Linked DNA regions of Homo sapiens: region 2 is linked to region 1. The links are chromatin loops, found by intact Hi-C in ENCODE. Cell type or tissue: heart right ventricle. All regions are shown on one strand. Each heading gives the region's core, and the rest is flanking DNA. Links, peaks and the distances in the headings are about the cores only.

Evidence for each region. A loop is a pair of places that touch in the nucleus more often than their neighbours do. Peaks named below come from ENCODE experiments on the same cell type or tissue, not always from the same donor. Only the 100,000 strongest peaks of a DNase experiment are listed, where the experiment ranks them.
Region 2: a loop joins it to region 1, with 2.6 times the contacts of the local background. A loop is called at or near these places in 9 of 110 quality-filtered maps.

What each region holds. Positions count from the first base shown.
Region 1 is chr3:152,502,634-152,515,445 of GRCh38, reverse strand. No RefSeq gene overlaps it. Among named protein-coding and RNA genes, the nearest start is that of MBNL1-AS1, 240 kb to the right of the region's middle. In heart right ventricle, for the core only: CTCF peaks have their summits at 6,398 and 6,597 (motif pointing left); no DNase peak of the experiment used is centred there.
Region 2 is chr3:152,956,617-152,966,533 of GRCh38, reverse strand. No RefSeq gene overlaps it. Among named protein-coding and RNA genes, the nearest start is that of P2RY1, 130 kb to the right of the region's middle. In heart right ventricle, for the core only: a CTCF peak has its summit at 5,097 (motif pointing right); no DNase peak of the experiment used is centred there.

The DNA of each region.
Region 1 (12,812 bases), core at 1,807-9,806:
TGATATTTGGGCAAAAGTTGTTGGGTAGGGTTCTAGAAACCTTTCTCTCTGTGTGTGTGTGTGTGTGTGTGTGTGTGTGCGCGTGTGCACGTGTGTGTGTATCCAGCTGGCATTCATCCCTTTGCAGAACCACCTTTCTTTTCTCTTCCTTCTTTGCACTTGTATATGAAAAATAGACTCCGGGCAGCCGTCTTGTGAGCATGAGGTGGTTCTGAGGATGTAAACTTTAACAGAAGTGTTCTGAGAGTTTGATAATATAATATAGCCAAAGTAGTCAATATACTACCAAACTTGAACAGCCTGCTTCTGGACTCCATGGTACATAAGCAAAAAGTTAATGTATTTTTAAGCCACTTATTTTTAGATCTTTCTAACTTCCAACTAAATACTATTTCTTTCTTTCTTTTTCTTTCTTTCTTTCTTTTTTTTTTTATTTTTAAGATGGAGTCTCTCTCTGTTGCTCAGGCTGGAGTGCAATGGCATGATCTTGGCTCACTGCAATCTCCACCTCTGGGTTCAAGCGATTCCATGCCTCAGTCACCCGAGTAGCTGGGACTACAGGCACCCACCACCATAACTAGCTAAATTTTTGTATTTTTGGTAGAGACAGGGTTTCACCATGTTGGCCAGGCTGGTGTCAAACTCTTGAAACTCTTGAACTCAAGGGCCTCAGCCTCCCAAAGTGCTGAGATTACAGGCGTAAGCCAACACACCCAGCCCCTAATACCATTTCTAAATGATGATACAGTTAACATTTATTGAGCATCTACCATGTGCCAGACACCATCCTAAGTAATTTTCAAGTGTTACTTCTAGAAAGATAGTGACATTCTATGCAGGTTAGACATCCTTAGTTTGTGATATTTTTATAGACTCATTTGTCCCATGAAGGATTAATTAACTTTATTCTTTATTTTTTAAGACAGGGTCTTGCTCTGTTGCTCAGTCTGGAGCACAGTGGGGCGGTCACAGCTCACTTCCACCTTGCCCTCCCAGGCTCAAGTGATCCTCTCAACCCAGCCTCTGGAGTAGCTGGGGCTACAGGTGCACACCACCATACCCAGCTAATTTTTTTGTATTTTTTGTAGAGACAGGATTTCACCATGTTGCCCAGGCTGGTCTTGAACCCCTGGGCTCAAGCAATCCACGCACCTCAGCCTCCCAAAGTGCTAGAATTAGAAGCGTGAGCCACTGCACCCAGCCTGATTAACTTTAACTGTATAAATGGTCACACCTTCCCTTCAGCAGAAAATAGATTTTCTAAGAGTTAGATGTATCCTTTCATGCTACAAGGAGTACTTACTCGATTTCTGCTCAAAAAAGTATTAACAACTCTATTTCATTTGACTTTTATGTGCTAGTCTAGTATTCAGTTCACTGTTTGCAACAACATATATCAATTCACAATAACAGGCAGTTAAATATGATTGACTATAGGAAGCACTGTTCTGATGTTCTATAGCTTTCCTATAAATATTTATTTGTGGTAATTCTGCTCCATTTCTCCATACAGTTCTAAAAATTTCTTTAAAATTATATTATTAAACTTAAAATACTCAGACATGGAATTCCTACTGGAATTGCAGACATAAGGAACTAACATTTCTAGTTCCTTCCAATAAATCTGTGACAGCACTTCAAAATATAACAGCTCATTGAAATTGGCTCCCAGGAAGAAAAGTTGATAATCAGCTAGAAGAATGAAGCCTTTGGCATGCTTGTCAATCATATCTAATCATATCTAATGTTGTATCGTGTGAAAGAAGGTAATCAATTCTGAATGGTATCTCTTAAGAAAAGCAGCTTTTATTATAATCAGGCTTTTTCTTAAATTTAACTTTTGAAAAAAATCTCAATTCCTCTTTTCTGAAATACCAAGAAGGCCCCTTTTGAATTATTTTGCCTTGTCTAACAGTTCATGCTATGGTTCATCTTTTTTGAGATCTAAAATTAAAATTGAGGGGTTTTTTTGGTTTTTGTTTGGTTTAGTTTTTTTAGTCCACAAAATGGAGCTATTAATAATTATTGTCACCTAACAACCTTCACCAAATCAGTCTTGATGTCGTCACCTTCACTCAGGACTGCCTTTCTATTTTATTTTATTTTATTTTATTTTATTTTATTTTATTTTATTTTATTTTATTTTATTTTATTATTATTTTTTGAGACTGAATCTAGCTCTGTCACCCAGGCTGGAGTGCAATGGCATGATCTTGGCTCACTGCAACCTCTGCCTCCCAGATTGAAGCAATTCTCCTGCCTCAACCTCCTGAGTAGCTGGGATTACAGGTGCCCGCCCCCACGCCCAGCTAATTTTTTTGTATTTTTAGTAGAGACGGGGTTTCACTGTGTTGGCCAGGCTGGTACCTTTCTATTTTATAGCAGTAACAAAAGTATCCTGAGCAAAGTTGGAATTCCAGAGGAAGCTGTAGACATATATTCTAAAATATATATCCCTTTTTTTCACTCTACCATGACATGTTTTTAAAGACAATCTTTTCTTCAGTTAGTTATTCATTGTGTATGATAAAGGGAAAATAATTCTGATTTACTTATGGGTTTTCTCCTTTGCATTTCTTCCTCTTTAAACTGTGAGAATTCTTGTTTGGTTTGTTTGTTTTCTGAAAACAGGGTCTCACCCTGTCACCCAAGCTGGAGTGCAGTGGTGCAGTCATGGATTATTGCAGCCTCAACCTCCTTGGCTCAAGGGATCCTCCCACCTTAGCCTCCCTAGTAGCTGAGACAACAGGCACATGCCACCATACCAGGATATATATATATATATAAAATGTGTGTGTGTGTATATATATATATAGTAGGGACAGGGTCTCACTATATTGAGCAATCTGGTCTCAAACTCTCAGCCTCAAGTTATCTTCCCACCTCGGCCTCCCAAAGTGTTGGGATTACAGGTTTAAGCTACTACACCCAGCCTGAATGTGAGAATTCTAAAGCAGTACATTGAAAAATCATATATACACAAGGATTTAAGTAATTGGCTTTGTTGTTGTTGATCAAAATTTGTTTGAAAATTCCAGGTTTGTATGAATTAACTACTTTGTAAAAGCGAGAGCTGTTGCTTTTCTGATGCCTATTCACAGGGAGGAAACGTCTGACGGGTGGGAGAAAGCTCCATGGGGTTCAGGGTTGAGTCTTCTTGTTTTTCTGTGCCTTTACACAATGTCTTATCTTGAGCCTGAGACAGAGAATAACTAATTGGTCAAGTTTGCCGAGTCCTTACTCTACACCAGGCACTGTGTTAGGCGTGTGATATGTGTACTTTCACTTCAACTTCACAGTAAACCTAAGAGTTTAGCATGGTCGTTATCCTTATTTCTCAGATGAGGAAATAGAAACTTGATCACAGCTATGGTCACAGTCCTAAATAGTAGAGCCTGAACTCAGTCAGCATTGTTTAACCCCAAGGTCTTTGAACTTAACCTTCAGTTTGCCATCATGAACACTAGTAGACATACAATGCATACTTAATGATCGCATAGTGGAGCTAAAGGCCTGTCATGAACACATCCCTTTAAAAGTCCTCTCCTTTAAAAATAAATCTCTGCTCAGCCCACTGATTACAGTTTTACTGGCCTTATGGAACCATTCTAGGCCACTGAATAGATTAGAATAAAGAAACTTATAAACTTTTCCTATTTTACAATTTAAATAAAAACAAAAAAGAACCTAGCTTATGTAATCACTTGTAAGACCATTTAAGAGATGCATAATATCATAGATCTGCTAAATTATTTTTAATCCGTGTCATATTTTTTTCATTTGGGTTCTTTGCAAAGAAAACCTCAAAAACCCTCTACAATGAACTTTCAGCCAGACAGTTTAAACTTGAAATTTATCTCCAATACACTAAAGATCACCTCAGTCATTAAAACTAAGATTAGAAAAACAATCTTCCATTTTCTTTTCATGAAATATAATTTGAAAACAGAGTACTTCACTTTAAAATAATCTAAATAAAATAACATTGCCTAGTTTCTCTTTTAAGATACAGTTTTACTTTATCAACAAAATGAAAGAAATTGAAGGTTGAAATTCTAAAGGAACAAAATAAATGAGGGTCGGCAACTTCTAGGCAGCTGATAAACAGATGTTTCTGTAGTCAAAGGTATTGTTTTTTGAAAGCAATGAAGTAATGGGGTTTCAGGTATATGTCTTATTTATTGGTCATGTTTTTCTTCCCATGTTTCTAAAACAACTTAAATCAATGTTAGTAAATATATAACGAAAGTTAAGAAAATGCAGTCAGCAGGTTTAAATGTTTTAAGAATTAAAAAAGGAGAAACATTATCTTAAAGTTTGCTGGTTTGTAAGTAGTCAAGTGAACAAACTGAATCCATCAAAAGACCATTTATTCGTATTTTAAAAAATAATACTGAAAGACACAGGAACTTGGGGGAGAGATTTTTAAATGAGAGGATAATCTTAACCATAGAAATGTCAATTTTTTGGAATGAAAAGCAACGTGTTCATAAAGGAAGCATTTGATTGACAGATGATATTCTGAACAAAAGCTTTGAGAGTTTGATCTTAGTGTCTTTTGTGAAATTTTTACATTATAAAAATGATGAATCTAGCATGTTGTTTTGAGGTATATTTGCAATTGAAGTGTTATTTCGTTAATTTTTTTCTGTTTTGTTCAATATAAATTTTGATAAGATGTTGTTTAAGCATGATAGTCTATGGATGAATCATTAATTAAGCTTTAAACAGAATACAGGGCAAATGAAATCTATATTTGCCATGAGACTGATTCTGCCTGGATTAGTGTACATTAGGTAAAATAATTCTAAACAGGATGTAGTCTCATTGAATACTCTAACCAGTGTTCTTGGATAGCTACAATAAATAATGCAAGTAATACCAAATTCAATTAATCACTAGTATTCCTGTTACATTTGTAACTTATAACATTTTATTTATGAATATTCACTTTTGTAGAATATTTTTGGCTTAAGTTGAGTTCCCTGAACAACAGGTTCTGAGATGGAAACTTGAGTGTCAGAGATCTATTAGGGAGTTTTTCTAGGAGCACCTCTAAGGAATAAAGGAAAAGAATTAAGTAGAATAATAAAACTGTGATGTACTTGTAAAAGAGTGTTCTTAAGTCAAGGCAAAGGGTCCAAGCCTTATTACCCTTCCCACACTGACCAGTCATTGGATGTAAACTACACCCAGAGGAAGGGATATACAAGGCAGCCTCTACAGAAGGAAGAGCAATTCTCCAAATAAGATGCAACTGTGAGCTCTAATCACTCAATACCCTCGGTAACTAAGTGCCTTCATCCTGAAGGTGGTGGGGTACACTGTAGTATCCACTATAATTTACAAACTCAAAGAAAAATCTTCCAATGTACTATTGGGATTATGATATCATTAATATTGAAATATAACCTGAAAAAAACGTTTTGTCATCATCAAGCTCAACCCTCTCAAAGCAGTAAAGAGGAAACAATATAGATGATATCCTATAAATCGAACAACTCTAAAGACATTGGACTAATGGTGTTCAGATGAATTTTAATTTATATATCTACTTGCCTACTGAATATCCTCATTTGTATGCCTAAATGGCGTAATAAAATGCAAAGCAAGTATTGATTTTTTCCTGCATAAATGTGCCTGTTCCCCAAGATTCCCTACTTCAGTAAGTGATACAGTCATTCTTCCAGGTGCTCAAGTTAAAATAATCTGATTCACTATATTTAGTTCTTTTGTGCACATTCAATCCATTAGGCATCTTATAGGCCCTTCTTTCAAAATACAGCTAGAATCAGACCATTTATACATTGTTATACCTTGACATAAGCTACCATCTCCACTTAGCAGCCTAAATGGTCTCTCTACTTCTCCCTTGCCTTATAATCTATTTTTCACACATCAGACAGAATTATTCTTTTAAATCTAAGAAATATCATGTCACTCCTTTGTTAAAACCTTCCAAAGACTTCATGTCCCCTTCACAACCCGCCTCACTGTCTATCTTAATCACCTACCATATTCTCTTCACTCACTCTGCTCTGCTAACTCTAGTCTTCTTGGTATTCCTCAAACACACCCAACCAAACTCACCTCCTCCCCCAGGGCCTCTTCACTTTCTGTTTTGTCTGCCCAAAATGTGGGCAAAGAGTTAAATATCTGCATAGATAGGACCCTCACTTCCCTCAGGTCTCTGTCAAACTTTGCCTATCAAAGTAGGCTTCCCTGCCTCTCCCAAATCTGTCACCCTTAATCCTCTTTCCTAACTTATTTAGCTCTTTGGTAATCTTTTTCACCACTTTTACTATCCTTTCCCAAAATGAAAATTTGTTGTAATATGCCTGTCAGTATTGATGGCAACTTATTTTGCTAAATAAATACCTAGCACATACACACATATCTGGCATCTGGCGTGGTAGAAGAAGACAAAAAATTAAAGATGATGATAGGGAAAGTATATTTTGTGGCTTTGCTTAGTAAAGAAATGTTCTAACAATTGGTGCCATCTGGAAGGGACTGACAAGAAGTAATAAGTTTTCAGCTTCCAAAGGTGTCCACAAGATGTTAGAGAACCACCTGCTGGTCATTATATTCATGACATTAATTTGAAGGTTGAAGTAAATGAATTCCAAGGTCTTACATTTCTGGGTTCATGTGATTTTATTAGAATTTTAAAGATAATTATATTTCACTGGTTTATGAATTCTTAAAATATTTTAATTCATTTTCAGGTTTGACTAGACAATCTATCTCAACATGCTTATGGTTTGCCATTAAAATGACTCTTCTTGTAAACAAGACAAAAACTGATTTCTCTTGAAGCATTCATTATGCATATGAGCACTTGATTAGAAATATGGCAACGGGAAATAAATAATCTCTCAAAAGTTCATTACTGAACGATGCTATCGTGTTCCAAATAAGCTCAGTGTGAATTTAAGACTGGCTCATTAATCATTAGAAGACAACTCTAATCAGTGGAATGTGACTCTAACTTCACTTTAAAGCAATTGTACTTGATTGAAAATAGCAGCCAATTAAGAAAAAAATACAAATGATTGGCAAGAAGGGGGAAAAGACTTTAAATCTTAGACTTATATAATGACTTCATTGATTGCTAAAAATTGAGTTGTTTAAAACTCTCAGATTGTTATAATGACCCTGAATTAATCCTGCACTATGAAAATTAGAAGAGTAATTTCTAAGATGAAGAGAGAGTATTCACTCTTTCCTTCCTTAGTAATAGAACCCAAATCATAATGGGGCTATAATACACTCTTGTAACGGACTAGATCGAAGCCAGCCCTGCTTGCAGCTAGGTGACAAAGTTCTGGACTACTGGGATGTAATTTTAAGCATGGGGGACTTCTGGGAGGGCTGCTTATTAGAATCTGACTCATTTGAGAGGTATTTTCTTTTGCCTTCCCCCTTCCTCCTTCCTATTGCCTGAAAATCAGATTTCATGAATGAAGTTTCAGAAGCCACCTTGAAGGTGACTTTGAAGAGGGAAGCCAGCTAATTGTTGAATGGCCCTATATGCCTACCTCTTTTATGTGAGAGAGAAATAAACTTTAAACTTAAGGCACTGTTGTTTGAGTTTTCAGATACATGTAGCCAAATTAAATATGGTATTACTCTAATGTATGGTATTACAGTAAGTCTAATGAAATTACTCTATGGAGTATAATGGACGGGAAAATGTAGTAAGTATAGGACTTATCTGTTCCCTGTCATAATTTCCTGCAGTATTCACTCTTCTTCTGTAACATTAGCTCAGCTTTTGTGGAACCATGACAGTTCTCTTAGTTGGTCTATGAAACAAGATGCCATTTGCCTTGTGCAAGAGGTGGGCACAGAATCCAACCTTGACCAATGAGATTTCATATGTCCTAAACTTGTCCCTTGAGTGACAAAAAGATGAAAAGTTTTTCGGGTTAATTTTTCTCCCATCATCCTGAAGAGACTGCCTTTTAATTCTAGTGAATTAGATACCGAGAACTGTTCTTTCTTAGCCCTAGTTATTTTTTTCTTCAATGCTATACTGTGAACTCTGCCATATTATCATTTATGTATATATACAATATATATTTTCATCTTTGCTTTCTTTTGAAAAGCTGTTTTCTTTTGCATTTACTTAAGAAACTGAAGTAGTTTTTGTATTCAAAATTGTACTTAACACATGGCTAAAGTTGGTCCAACAGTGGATTAGTCAAACCCAATATTATTAGTATTAAATAATTAAACTTGAAGCTTATTATGTCCACTGCACTTATCACATGGATGTAGACTGTTCTGATATCAGCTCACCCCTATGGCTTCTGAGAATTTAGCATTAGTTTTAGGCCTGCATGGAATCTTAGGTTACTGTTAGAGTACTTGGTGACAGTATAGTTTTAATGATGTCAGTGTAATATGGGCAGGTAGCTTTTCTTTTCCGTGACTCTGGAATGTACCCTTACTCAAAGCTGGCCATATCACAGATGACGCAGCTGACCATGAGAAGTATTTGAAGTGCATAAATCTATCCCTATTCTGGAAATAGCAAATAAAGGATCATATAATATTGCTGCTTACTTTAGTAGAGTTTTGAACTCACTTAGTACAACTCCAACTTAGTGCCATAGAGCTTGATTGACCTGAACCAGGTCTTACTGTAGCAGAGATGGGGCTAGAATATAAGTCAACTGACTCCAGTTCCTATGCTCTTTCCCTTACACACATTCATCAGAGTGTGCGGCTCTGATGTCAGAGCATTAGCTCTGGAGTGAGAGACCTAGGTTAGAGACTACGTGTTCTAATTTAGAGTCTAGTAAGCTGTATGACTTAACATGATGCCTATAACCTCCTAAATCTCAGTTTTCTTATTTCTGACCTGCAAACTGGTAATGATTAGATGAGTTAGTGTTCCTTGAGCATACAATAGTGTCTTGTACATGAAACTGATACATTGCTATAAATGTTGGATACAGCTATTAAGATTAATAATAATTAGGAGGCAGAGCAAGATGGCAGAACATTCCTCTGATCATCCTCAGAAAGTTCCTCTGATCATCCTCCCTGCAAGGACACCAAGTTAACAACTCTCTACACAGAAAAAAACACCTGCATAAGAATAAAAAATCAAATGAGCACTCATAGTACCTGGCTTTAACTTCGTATTGCTGAAAGAGGCAATGAAAAGATTTCTTTTTTAAGTCCTGAATCACCAATGCCGCCCGTCCTCCCACCTACCACAGCAGCAGCATGATGTGGAGAGCATTTCTGGGAACTGGGGAGGAAAAAACACAGCAATCATGAGGCACTGAGCTCAGACTGTTCTCTTAGAGCAGAAAGGAAAATGAGACCAACCTCAGCTGATGCTCGCCCACAAAGGCAACATTTAAACCAGCCCTAGTCAGAGGGGAATCACCTAGTCCAGTGGTCTGAACTTGAGTGCCTGCAAACCTCACCACCGAGGGCCACAGTGCCTTGGGTCTCTAGGTAAACATGAAAGGCAGTTCAGTCCATTAGGACTGCAACTTGTAGGCGAGTCCTAGGGCTGAACTAGGCACAGAGGTAGTGGACTGGAGGGGCATGTGACATACTGAGACACCAGTTGGGGCGGCCTAGGGAGTGCTGGCATCATTCCTCTCTTAACCCCATGCTGCGCAGCTTATGGTTCCAAAAAAGACCCCTTCCTTCTGCTTAAAGAGAGGAGAGGGAAGAGCGGGGAGGACTTTGTCTTGCATCTTTGATACCAGCTCAGCCATAGCAGAATAAGGCACTGATTAAAGTCATGAGGCCTCTATTCCAGGCCCTAATTCCCACACGACATTTCCAGACACACCCTGGGCTAGAAGGGAACCCACTGCCTTGAAGGAAAGGACTCAGTCCTGCCAGTATTCTGCTAACTGAGGAGCCCTTGGGTCCTGAATAACCAGTAGCAATAGAGAGGTGCACATCAAGGGCTTTGGTGGGCCTATGAGACTTGCTGGCTTCAGGTGATACTCACACATAACCACCTGTGGTGGCTATGGGGCAAAACTCCTTCTGCTTGAGAAAAGCACAGGGCAAAGTAAAGGGGACTTTTTCTTGCACCTTAGGTACCAACACTGCCACAAGGGAGTAGAGCGCCAAGCAGGCTCTTGGGTTCCCCAATTCCAGGACTTGACTCTCGGACAGCATTTCTGGACCTGTCCTGGGCAAGAGGGAGCCCACTGTTCTAAAGAGTGAGAACCAGGCCAGGCAGCATTTGCCACAAGCTGACTTAAGAGACCTTGGCTTTAAAGGAACTTTGGTGGTAGTCTGGCAGTATTCCTCGTGGCCAGGTGTGGCATTGGCTATGGAGGTGAGGATCCTCTGCCTTCGGAAAGGGGAAGGAAGGGTGGGAATTATGGCATCTTATGGTTTGAGTGCCAGCTCGGCCATAATATAATAGAACATCAGGTAGACTTCTAAGGTTTTTGACTCTAGTCCATGACTCCTGGATGGCACTTCTGGACCCACCCAGGGCCTGGGGGACCTTGCTACCCTGAAGGGAAAAACACAGATCTGGCTGGCTTTGCTACCTGCTGATTTTAGAGTCCAAGGGCCTTGAGCAAACATAGGTAGTATTCAGGGAGTGGTTAAAGTGGTTAAAGCAGGCCTTGGGTGAGACCCCGTGCTGTCCTGGCTTCAGGTCTGACCCATAGAAGTCATAGTGGTGGTGGACACAGGGGTGCTTGTGTCATCCATTTACAGCTTTAGGTGGTTCAAAACAGAGAGAGAGACTGTGTATTTGGGAGAAAGTAAGAGAAGAGAACAAAATTCTTTACCTGGTAATCCAGAGAACTCCCCCAGACCTTGTCCAAGGCCATCAAGGCAGTGCCTCTATGAGTCTGCAAGAACTGCAGTGTTATTAGGTTTGGGATCCCCCCTAAAGCAGAAACAGCTTAGATCACAACACCCATGTCCTTTTAAATATCTGGAAAGTCTTCCCAAGGAGGACAGCTACAAATTAGCCCAGACAGTGAAGACTATAATAAATACCTAACTCTTCAATGCTTAGACACCAAAGAACAGTTATTAGTATCAACACCATCCAGGAAAACATGACCTCACCAAATTATCTAAATAAGGCACCAGGGAACAATGCCAGATATATGTGACCTTTCAGATAGAGAATTCAAAATAGCTGTGTTGAGGAAATGCAAATAAACTCAAGATAACACAGAGATGGAATTTAGAATTCCATCGGATACATTTAACAGAGATTGAAATAATTAAAAAGAATCATGCAGAAATTTTGGAGTCGAAAAATGCAGTTGGCACACTGAAGACAGTCCTTTAACAGCAGAATGGATCAAGCAGAAGAAAGAATTAGTGAATTAAAGACAGACTATGTGAAAATACACAGTCAGAAGAAAGCCTACAGGATCTAAAAAAAGAGCCTCAAAAGGCAAATCTAAGAGTTATTGGCCTTAAAGAGGAGGAAGAGAAAGAGATAGAGGTAGAAAGTTTATTTAAAGGGATAGTAACAGAGAACTTCGCAAACCTAGAGAGAGATATTCAAGTACAAGAAGGTTATAGAACACCAAGCAGTTTTAGCTCAAAGAAGACTGCCTCAATGTGTTTAATAATCAAATTCCCAAAGGTCAAGGATTCAGAAAGGATTGAAAAGCAGCAAAAGAAAAGAAAAGAATAACATATAATAGAGCTCCAATGCATCTGGCAGCAGACTTTTAAGTGGAAACCTTGCAGGGCAAAAGAAAGTGGCATGACTTATTTAAAATGCTGAAGAAAAAAAATTTACCCAAGGAGAGTATATCCAGTGAAACTATACTTCAAGCATGGAGGAGAAATAAAGACTTTCCCAGAAAAATAAAAGCTAAGGGATTTTATTAATTCTAGATCTGTCCTACAAGAAATGCTAGAGGGAGTACTTCACACAGAAAGAAAAGGACATTCATGAGCAATGAATGTCCTGAAGGTACAAAACTTACTGGTAATAGTAAGTAAACAGGACAACACAAAGTATTATAACACTTAACTGTGTTGTATAAGCTACTTGTATCCTAAGTAGAAAGAGTAAATGATGAACCAATAAAAAATACTAACTACAACAACTTTTCAAGACATAGTAAAATAAGATGTGAATATTAATGGAAACAATAAAAATGTAAAAAAGCAGAGAGACAAAGTTAAAGCAAGGTTTTATTAGTTTCCTTTTTGCTTGTGTGTTTGTGTGGGCAAATAGTGTTAAGCTGTTATCAGATTAAGATAATGAGTTATAAGATAGTATTTGCAAATCTCATGGTAACCCTAAACCAGAAAACATACAATGGAGACACAAAAAATAAAAAGCAAGAAACTAAATCATATCAACAGAGAAAGTCACCTTCAGTAGAGGAATACAGGAATGAAAGAAAGAAGGAAGAGAGACCACAAAACAACCAGAAAGAAAATAACAAAATGGCAGAAGTAAGTTCTTACTTATCAATAACATTGAATGTAAATGGACTAAACTCTCCAATAAAAAGACATATACTGGCTGAATGAACAAAATATAAGATCGACTGATCTGTTGCCTATAGGAAACACATTTCACCTATAAAGATACACATAGACTGAAAATAAAGGAATGAAAAAAGATATTTGATTCCAATGGAAACCAAAAAAGAGCTGGAGTTGCTCTACTTATACCAGACAAAATAGGTTTCAAGACCAAAACTATCAGAGACAAAGAAGGTCACTATATAAAATGATAAAGGGGTCAATTTAGGAAGAGGATATGACAATTTTAAATATATATGCACCCCAAACCAGAGCACTCACATATATAAAGGAAATATTATTAG
Region 2 (9,917 bases), core at 806-8,805, 450 kb before region 1:
CTTTTTTGTGTATGTGATAAACAGAGTATAAGAATAATGCCTTTATGGGGCTGGGCGTGGTGTCTCATGCCTGTAACCCTAGCACTTTGGGAGGCCAAAGCAGGCAGACCACTTGAGGCCAGGAGTTTGAGACTAGCCTGGCCAATATGATGAAACTCTGTCTCTACCAAAAATACAAAAATTAGTCAGGTGTGCTGGTGCATGCCTATAGTCCCGACTACTGGGGAGGCTGAGGCACGAGAATCACTTGACACTGGGAGGTGGAGGTTGAAGTGAGCTGAGATAGCACCATTGCACTCCAGCCTGGGTGAGAGAGTGAGATCCTGTCTCAAAAAAATTTAAAAAATAATAATAAAATAAATAAAAGATTCTTGGAGGCCCACTTTTTTAACTGAGAGAGTCTATGAGACTTGATCTTAAGATTCTTAGAAGTTCTTTTGTCTGGCTGGGAGCATCTAAAAGGTACTCCATTACATTTTTCTGAGATCTCAACACAGAATCTTACAACCACACCCCTGCACTAATCTTGGCTGTGAGGTGGTGTTTTCCTGGCAGTGCCCTGGCATTGCCTCTAGGTTTCAATTTACTTTGAGTATATTTTGTGACCTGGGAGTTTGAGAATGACAAAAAAATTTATTTTCCAAACCAGTGATTCTGGGATTGGAAATGTTTCCTCTATATGCTACTTGAAAACAGAACAACTTTTTCTTCAGTTCATCTATTTTTTTTCTTATCACACACAATTAAAAAACAACACTTGGCACTTTCAAAAAATGCCATCTGAAAATGTTCTTAGTTATATCTACAAGCCATCTTCCATACTATTGCAAGCAAAAATGTTGCCAAATGTTTTACGACTACATAACATGGGTAATCTTTTCTTCAGTCTTCAATAACAATGTCCTTACAGTCTGTCCAGCCTCCATTTATAATTTTTGAGGGCTTTCTGCCCTATGCTAGCTACTAGTCCTAAAGCCAATTACATATATTTTAGGTTTTTTTTTTAATAGAAACACTTTACCTCCAGGTATCAATTTTAATTTCAGTTCTAAAACCACCTTTGCAAAATTATGACAGTAAGAGAAATCTGACATAGTTGACTCCATCTTGCTTCTGACCTCCACACTATCCTTGATCCTTCCTGGGTGTAGACCACACTAACTTTGGGAAGAATTCAGTTTATAGTTTAACTTTGAAGCAAGGATCATAATAGTTTCTCCCTACAACTAATCCCTTCCCTGTTCGTGGGCTGTTTTTAAGACTAATGAAAGGTCACAAGATTAGTACTATAGGAGAGGCCAGAGTTCTGCTAAAATGAAGGCACAGTTTCTATAATCCCTGACTTCTCAGGAAGTCACAAGATTTGTAACTTCCCCAATTGCTACTATATATAACATCATTATTGTAGAATCTAAGTGTTTTTTAAAAGATGTTTTTCAGACTGACCCCACCTGGACTTATGACTCATGACTCAACTGGTCCTGTAGCCCCACCCAGAGATAAGCTCAGTGCACAGGGACCATTTTCCACACCCCTATAATTTTATCTTCAACCAGTCAGCAGCACCCTTCCCCTAGCCCCCTGCCTACCAAATTGTCCATAAAACCCCTAGCCTTTGAGCCTCTGGGGAGACTGAAGACAAGACTGAAGACTGGGAGAAGAACTCCAGTTCTTCTGTGTGGCCAGGCTGGAGTCAATAAAACTCTTTCTCTACTCCAATTGCATGATCTCAGTGAACTGGTTTTATCTGTGCTATGGGCAGGAGGGACTCTCCAGGTGATTATAGTTCTAACGGTACCACTAACAAAAATGCAGAACATTTAACAAATACACTTATCCTTAAATATAGTAGCACCAAGAAACCAAGATTCACAGATTTACTAGTGGTTCTTCATGGCTATCTCTATCATCTTTTAATAATAACATACTCATGAGTTATATAGCCCAGATGTAAATTTTTTTTCTGGTGATAAATTATGAAAATTAGTAGACCAAAACCAGGGCATCAAAAATTTGTTCTTAAGAGATTGTTTTAAATATTGTTTTCTATTACAGACTCCGCATTCTCCTCTATTCTCCCAGTCACCTAGACTCAAAAATGTAAAACTATCTTGAGTTTTTTCTCTTTCCTACCCTCCTGCTAGTCACTCATTATATTCTATAGATTCGGCCTTTGCAGAATCTTTCATATCAATCCCATCTTCTCCATGGCTTTTACTGAGTTCAATCGTCTCCTGCAGGATAATTTGAAATACTGTATATTGTTTTTTTGCCCTTGTAATAGAGCTCCTAAAACCCCTGGAATTTCCTGAGTGATAGGAGTATTTATTTTTTGATAGTCACAATAAGCCCCTTTGATAACACTTGAATTCATGCTAATGAGGTTACATGGGGTGGGACCTAATAGCCCCAGAATAGGGCTGGTCACGAGAAAGACCAAGTAATTAGACAACTAGAGAGTACTTTCAGCTTCACTCACCAACCTCTAGGAAAGGTGGGGCAAGGGGGCTAAAGAGCATGCTCTATAAAAATTCTTAAACAATGGCCAGGTGCTGTGACTCACTCCTGTAATCCCAGCACTTTGGGAGGCCAAGGCAGGCGGATCTCCTGAGGTCAGGAGCTTGAGACCAGCCTGGCCAACATGGCGAAACCCCATCTCTACTAAAAATACAAAAATTAGCCGGGCATGGTGGCAGGTGCCTGTAATCCCAGCTATTCAGGAGGCTGAGGCAGGAGAATCACTTGAACCCAGGATGTGGAGGTTGCAGTGAGCCAAGATCATGCCATTGCACTCCAGCCTATCAGGGGTTTTTGCTTTTGTGTCTCTCTCATTTTCTCTTGGTACCACCATGTAAGAAGTGCCTTTCGTCTCCCACCATGATTCTGAGGCCTCCCCAGCCATGTGGAACTGTAAGTCCAATTAAACCTTTTTCTTCCTAGTCTCAGGTATGTCTTTATTGGGTATGAAAACGGACTAATACAGTCAACTGGTATCAGTAGAACGGGTGTTGCTGAAAAGATACCTGAAAATGTGGAAGTGATTTTGGAACTGGGTAACAGGCAGAGGTTGGAATAGTTTGGAGGGCTCAGAAGAAGACAGGAAAATGTGGGAAAGTTTGGAACTTCCTAGAGACTTGTTGAATGGCTTTGACCAAAAGCCTGATAGTGACATATATAATAAGGTGTAGGCTGAGGTGGTCTCAGATGGAGATGAGGAACTTGTTGGGAACTGGAGCAAAGGTGACTCTTGTGATGCTTTAGCAAAGGGACTAGCAGCATTTTGCCCTGCCCTAGAGACTTGTGAAACTTTGAACTTGAGAGATGATTTAGGGTATCTGGCAGAAGACATTTCTAAGCAGCAAAGCATTCAAGAGGTGACTTTGGTACTGTTAAAAGCATTCCATTTTAAAAGGGAAACAGAGCATAAAATTTTGGAAAATTTAAGGCCTGATGATGCAGTAGAAAAGAAAAACCCATTTTTCTGAGGGAAAATGTAAGCCGGCTGCAGAAATTTGCATAAGAAACAAAGAGCTGAATGTTAATCCCCAAGACAATGGGGAAAATGTCTCCAGAGAATGTCATAGGTCTTCATGCAGCCCCTCCCATCACAGACCCAGAGGCCTAGGAGGAAAAAGTGGTTTTGTAGGCCTGGCCCAGGGTCCCCATGCTGTGTGCAGCCTAGGGACTTGGTGCCCTGTGTCCCAGCTGCTCCAGCCATTGTTAAAAGGGGCCAAGGTACTGCTCAGCCCATGGTTTCACAGGTTGCAAGCCCCAAACTTTGGTGGCTTCCATGTAGTGTTGAGCCTGTGGGTGCACAGAAGTCAAGAACTGGGGTTTGGGAACCTCTGCCTAGATTTCAGAAGATGTATGGAAATGCCTGGATGCCCAAGCAAAAGTTTGCTGCAGGGGTGGGGCCCTAATGGAGAACCTCTGCTAGGGCAGTGTGGAAGGGGAATGTGGGGTCAAAGCCCCCACACAAAGTCCCTACTGGGGCACTGCCTAGTGGAGCTGTAACAAGAGGGCCACCGTCCTCCAGACCCCAGAATGATAGATCCACCGACAGCGTGCACTGTGTGCCTGGAAAAGCTGCAGACAACACCGGCCTGTGAAAGCAGCCGGGAGGGAGGCTGTACCCTGCAAAGCCACAGGGGTGGAGCTTCCTATGACCATGGGAGCCCACTTCTTCCATCAGTGTGACTGGATGTGAGATATGGAGTCAAAGGAGATCATTTTGGGGCTTTAAAATTTGACTGTCCCGCTGGATTTTGGACTTGCCTGGGCCCGGTAACCCCTTTGTTTTGGTCAATTTCTCTCATTTGGAATGGCTGTATTTACCTAATACCTGTATCCCCATTGTATCTAGGAAGTAACTAGCTTGCTTTTGATTTTACAAGCTCATAGACAGAAGGGACTTGCCTATGTACATGTATGTATACACACAAACACATATAGTTATGTACCACTGAACAACATTTCAGTCAGTGGCAGATCACATATTTAACAGTGGTACCAAAAGATTGTGTGTTTACGATACCTTTTCTGTTTAGATACACAAATACTTACCATTGTGTTACAATTGCCTGCAGTCTTCAGTACAATAACTATATAAATGACTGTAGTACTAAGTGTTACATAGTATGAGGATGGATGTTACAATGAATTGCTTTAGGAGATAACAGAAGAGAAAGGAGTATGTCCCTCTGGGCAAAGTGAAAAGATTTCGTGGAGAAGATGGCATTAGACTATTTGGTTTGTAGGCATACACATGGTCATAAGAGACGACATGACAAGCTGGGGAGAGGAGTACAGGCAATGTGTAAGAAGCAGTGAGCAGATAATTTTGCTGGAGTGTGTGTGGCCTCAATGGAAATAATAGGAAATAAGGCTGGAATGGTACTATAGCGAAAGCATCAACACTACTTCCATTTGGTAATGATTTACTCTGTGAAGGAAAGCAAATGAAGCATCTGGACAGATGCCTAAAAATGTGGAAATGTACTCCCCGGACTGGTTTGAGTTTGGCAACATGCTTTAGATTTGTAGACTGAGAGTTGTATTGATCAAGGTATTCAAGCACACAAGAAAGTGTAACCAGAATTTGGGTAAACTACCACCAGGTGGTAGCAGATATGCTGATTTCATGATCCAGATGACTGGATTTAAGCTGAGCCAGTTCAGAATTCTGTTTCCAGTCTCTTATGCATGTATATGTTTGTTTGCATAGCATATAATCATATCGAGACCCATATTTGTGTAAAATAATTTGCTTCAAACAATATAACAGCATCCATATTGACAGAAACAATACAACGTGTTTCTCTGTCAAACATTTTATTCTTACCTGCAGAATGTACAGGGATATAATCTAATCCAATGAGGAGGTTGGAAACTACTATTCCAGATATCATTTCAAATAAATAAGAAAATATACATCTTTATTTGGAAATCTTCTGCTTGAAAATTGAGGTTGGAAGCTGAGTTAAAACTGAGAGAGATTGGGGAGAGGTCAAGATTTGGCTTATTCACAGAGAGTGGGTGGAATATAAGGGCTTCAGATGGCAGGCAAATCTACTAGAGACATTGCTAGAGTCTTCTTAGATCATCTAACAATCCTTCCAACAGCCCTGTGAAGTAGAAAGTATTATCTCCGTTGAAACATAAGGAGACTGTAGTTCGAAGGGCTTAAGCAATTATCTAACTTATTTGTACAAATGAGTAACAGATCTGGAATTTGAACTCACCTCTGGCTTCCACTTCATGTCTTTGTTTTAATTTAGTTCTCACTGAGATTTAGCATTTCCTTCAGTTATGCATGTAGGTAACAAACAACGAATATAATTTATAGATATTTTCATATCAAATTAGTTATTTTATATATATATATAAAATTTTTGAGACAGAGTCTCATTCTGTTGCTCAGGCTGGAGTGCAATGGTGCAATCTCGGCTAACCACAACCTCCGCCTCCCGAGTTCAAGCAATTCTCCTGCCTCAGCCCCTGAGTAGCTGGGATCTATCCGCCACCACACCCAGCTAATTTGTTTGTAGTTTTAGGAGAGACGGGGTTTCACCATATTGGTCAGGCTTGTCTCGAACTCCTGACCTCAGGTGATCCACCCACCTTGGCCTCCCAAAGTACTGGGATTACAGGTGTGAGCCACCCCACCTGGCCATATATTGATATCTTGTATATTCCCATGACTACTTCCAAATCATTGTAGTGACTGGACTCACCACTACAGCTATTATTTATGCATTTACATTCTTGAGGCAGCTTTATGCTGCATTTTTATTTTAGAAGATTATACTATATGACATTTCAATGAATTGAGGCTCAAGAAGGTAAAGTATTGTGTATTATTTTCTTTTTTTCTTTTCCTGGGCTTTAACAGTGCAGAATTGTAGAATCACGATTTTTCATTCATTGTAAATTTAATTGACTTCATGAATCCAGCAGTTGCAGTTTGAAGATTTGTTATCAATATGACATTTATTCATTTGTAAGTGTTTTGTTCTTTCCCTCTGGAAGCTTTTAGAATTTTTTTCTTTTTTATGCTACTCTGAAATTTCACTATAAATGCCTCCTTATCTAATCTCTTTGGTATTCCTTGTGTCCTTTCAATCTGAACATATACATACACACACACATACTGTGTGTGTACGTGTGTGTGTGTGTGTATGCTGATCCAAGTGCTGAGTATTCATGTATATAGTCACATGGGTATATAGGCAACTACCACAAAGATGAAGGTATGGAATATTATCAGCAGACAAAAAGCTTTCTCATACCCTCTCACAGTCAATAGCCATTTGAAGGTAGTCATTGTTCTGATCTCTATCATTCTGGTTTAGTTTTGTTTTAAAAATTAATTTAAATGAATCACATAATATATACTTTTTTGTGTCTGGTTTCTTTTGTTCAAACTTATGTATGAGCAATTCATGCATTATTTATTCATCAGATGTTGGGTTCTCTAAAAACACATACTGGGCGGGGAAGAGAGTTGAACTGTGATGCAGGCTTGATAAAACCTCTGTTGAGTATTGCCCATCACAGCGTCCTACGCTGAGTTGAAATGGCTAAGCATTTACACCCTTCCCTACATATTCAGTACCTAGGTGTGAACTGCCCTGCAAAGGGCAGACCACAAACAAGGCAATTTGCAATTGAGGCAGTCCATGGAAGAGGTGGACAGGTGTAAGGTATCTGCTGATTGTTGTGACTGGTCAGTCAATTCTAGGGTAGGATTTTTAAAAAAGGAAAGAAATGGGCTGAAAATAAGTAATATGAATGTGAGATTAATATCCTACTGCTTTGAAATAAGTGAAAGCTTCTTTTTAAAATCCTTATAAAAGAAATATTTTTTTTGGAAGCTGCATCTGGGTAACACATTATCACTTTTTTTTTAGATGGAGTCTCACTCTGTCGCCCAGGCTGTAGTGCAATGGTGCTATCTCAGCTCACTGCAACCTCTGCCTCCTGGGTTCAAGCCATTCTCCTGCCTGAGCCTCCCGAGTAGCTGGGACTACAGGCGTGCACCTCATGCCCGGCTAATTTTTTTATATTTTTAGTAGAGATGGGGTTTCACCATGTTGACCAGGCTGGTCTCAATCTCCTGACCTCAAGTGATCTGCCCACCTCAGCCTCTCAAAGTACTGGGATTATAGGCATGAACCACCGCACTGGCCACATGATCACATTTTTGCTGTGTGATATTATATCATATGAATATAGCTTTACAATAGGTCTTGATTTCTGATAGTTTAAGTCTATAGTTTTATACTTCTTCAAAATTGCCTTGGCTATTTCTAACTTTTTGAATCTTCATATGAATTTTAGAATTACCACGTTAATTTTGACACATACAGCAAAATATACTGTCTGGGAGAAGTTAGTGCCTAAAAGGGGCTAATTCATCAGGGAAAATGTGTGGAAGCTGATGGAGACAATGAGCTGGATCCCATATAGCTGAGGTATGACTGCAGTGCACTCTAACTTCTCTCACTGAACTCTAGCACAGTTTAAACATTTTCACTGATTTGCATTAGTGGGTTTATTACAGCAGGGTTTGGTCTGCACAGTAAATATTTTGCAAGTTGTTATAGTTTTGTGTAGTGTTGTTATAACGGATAGAAATATTCAGATAGTCAGAATTTGTATGCTAAAGAAAACATGTATTCTATGATTACACACACATTTCTATCTCTTAATTTATACTTTGTGAACTATGTTTATTGGGAATGTATGGTGGAATTTTGTAATACATTTTATTCTGTTAATGCAGCTTTGGTGGACATTGTGAGCAGAAGCCTACAGAACCTAGTAATGAATGTAGCTAGCCATTTCATACTCCAGTGCCTACAGCTGAACACGGAGTAAGGAAAGTAAATGGTAGTTTAGTCTTCCTGGCTACTGTGTCATTTCCAGTTGGGGAATGTAATATGTTAAATTGAGTTGAGACACATTATTACACTGATGCATGCCTCCCTTGATTGTAAATAATAAATCTGTGGTATTTTAAAACAGTGGGACAATGCTTTCAATCTGGATAGAGTAAAATTTAGTATGGCAGCCAATATATGTTTAGTTCCAATTAAATACAAATAGAATCTTTGGTATTGTTAGAAGGCGCTTCTGACAATGAATTAAAGTGTAGATTAGGTAAATAAAAATGTATGTAATATAAACATAAATCTGTGTAGACAGATGTATGAGGGGACATGTGAAATGGTGAAAAGATGGAATTCAAAGATACTGAAGACTTGAATCTCAGTTCTAGAATCATGACTCACTAGTTATATTTGAAGAAGGTACTCAGTTACTTCATTAGCAAAGTGAAAGCTGTTTATGTAATCGCTTCACTTTGCTCAGGTCTTTGATAGGCACATATTTAGCAATGCTCCCTCACCTCCCATTTGCAGCTAATAATTGTATAGCTGTGAGCTGACCTTTGGTTCCAATTCTAATTTTTGGAGTAACTGGCTTTAAGGCTATGTTGAAAAGAATTCTGAGGTCTCCTCTGGGCTTGGTAAGAATGAGCGACATAATGGATAAATGATGTTTGCTTTAGACATGGGAGGAGGACATGACCATACATGAGCCACAGGTTGGCTTTCCCTGCTACATTTACTACTTCAGAACTACAGTAAGAGTAATGGTTTTTGAACTGGAAAACTTAATTACATAAACCAGAGGAAGATAAATTATCATTTGTTGGATACATTATGTATGATAGAAATTATAGTAATAATCTTTGGACCCTCCCCTTTCCTTTCTGCCACCAAGCTGGACTGGGACAAAGGTTTATAGTGATGTTAACACTATGTCTACCACTCTCTCATATGGGAGAGTCCTGAATGCATTAACTTAGTAATGTGACATTGGGGTAAACATTTTTCACCTGATGCAATTCAAACATTCCATTTTCTTCTTAACAGGGCTGATGTCCCAAAAGTCTTATTCTTTTCCATGCACCAAAAATCAAACCAAACAAAACCAAGAAAAAACACCCACAAAATTTTAAATAGCATTTAGCATTTCTTTAATGTCTCTCTAAGCACCAATTGTTCCCTTAGTGCTCCAAATGATGTTTCAAAAGCAAAGTTGCCAAAATACACAGGTGCTAAAGAGGTACAAGTCTCACTGCTCAAGTAAAAGATCCAATTTTATAAGGTTGAGTAAATACACACATGCTCTGAGACATAAAATCTACATTTTCAAGCCTCTCATTCCATAAATTGAAGATTTTAGCTATTTCTAATAGCTAAAGTAGAACATATCAAGGGACTAATTTTCCTCAAGAATAAAGAAGATTGGAAGAAAGTACTAAGAAAGCACACCAACATTCAAGCAAGTCACAATGATAATAAAAAGGAAAATGTGGGCCGGGCGCGGTGGCTCACGCCTGTAATCCCAGC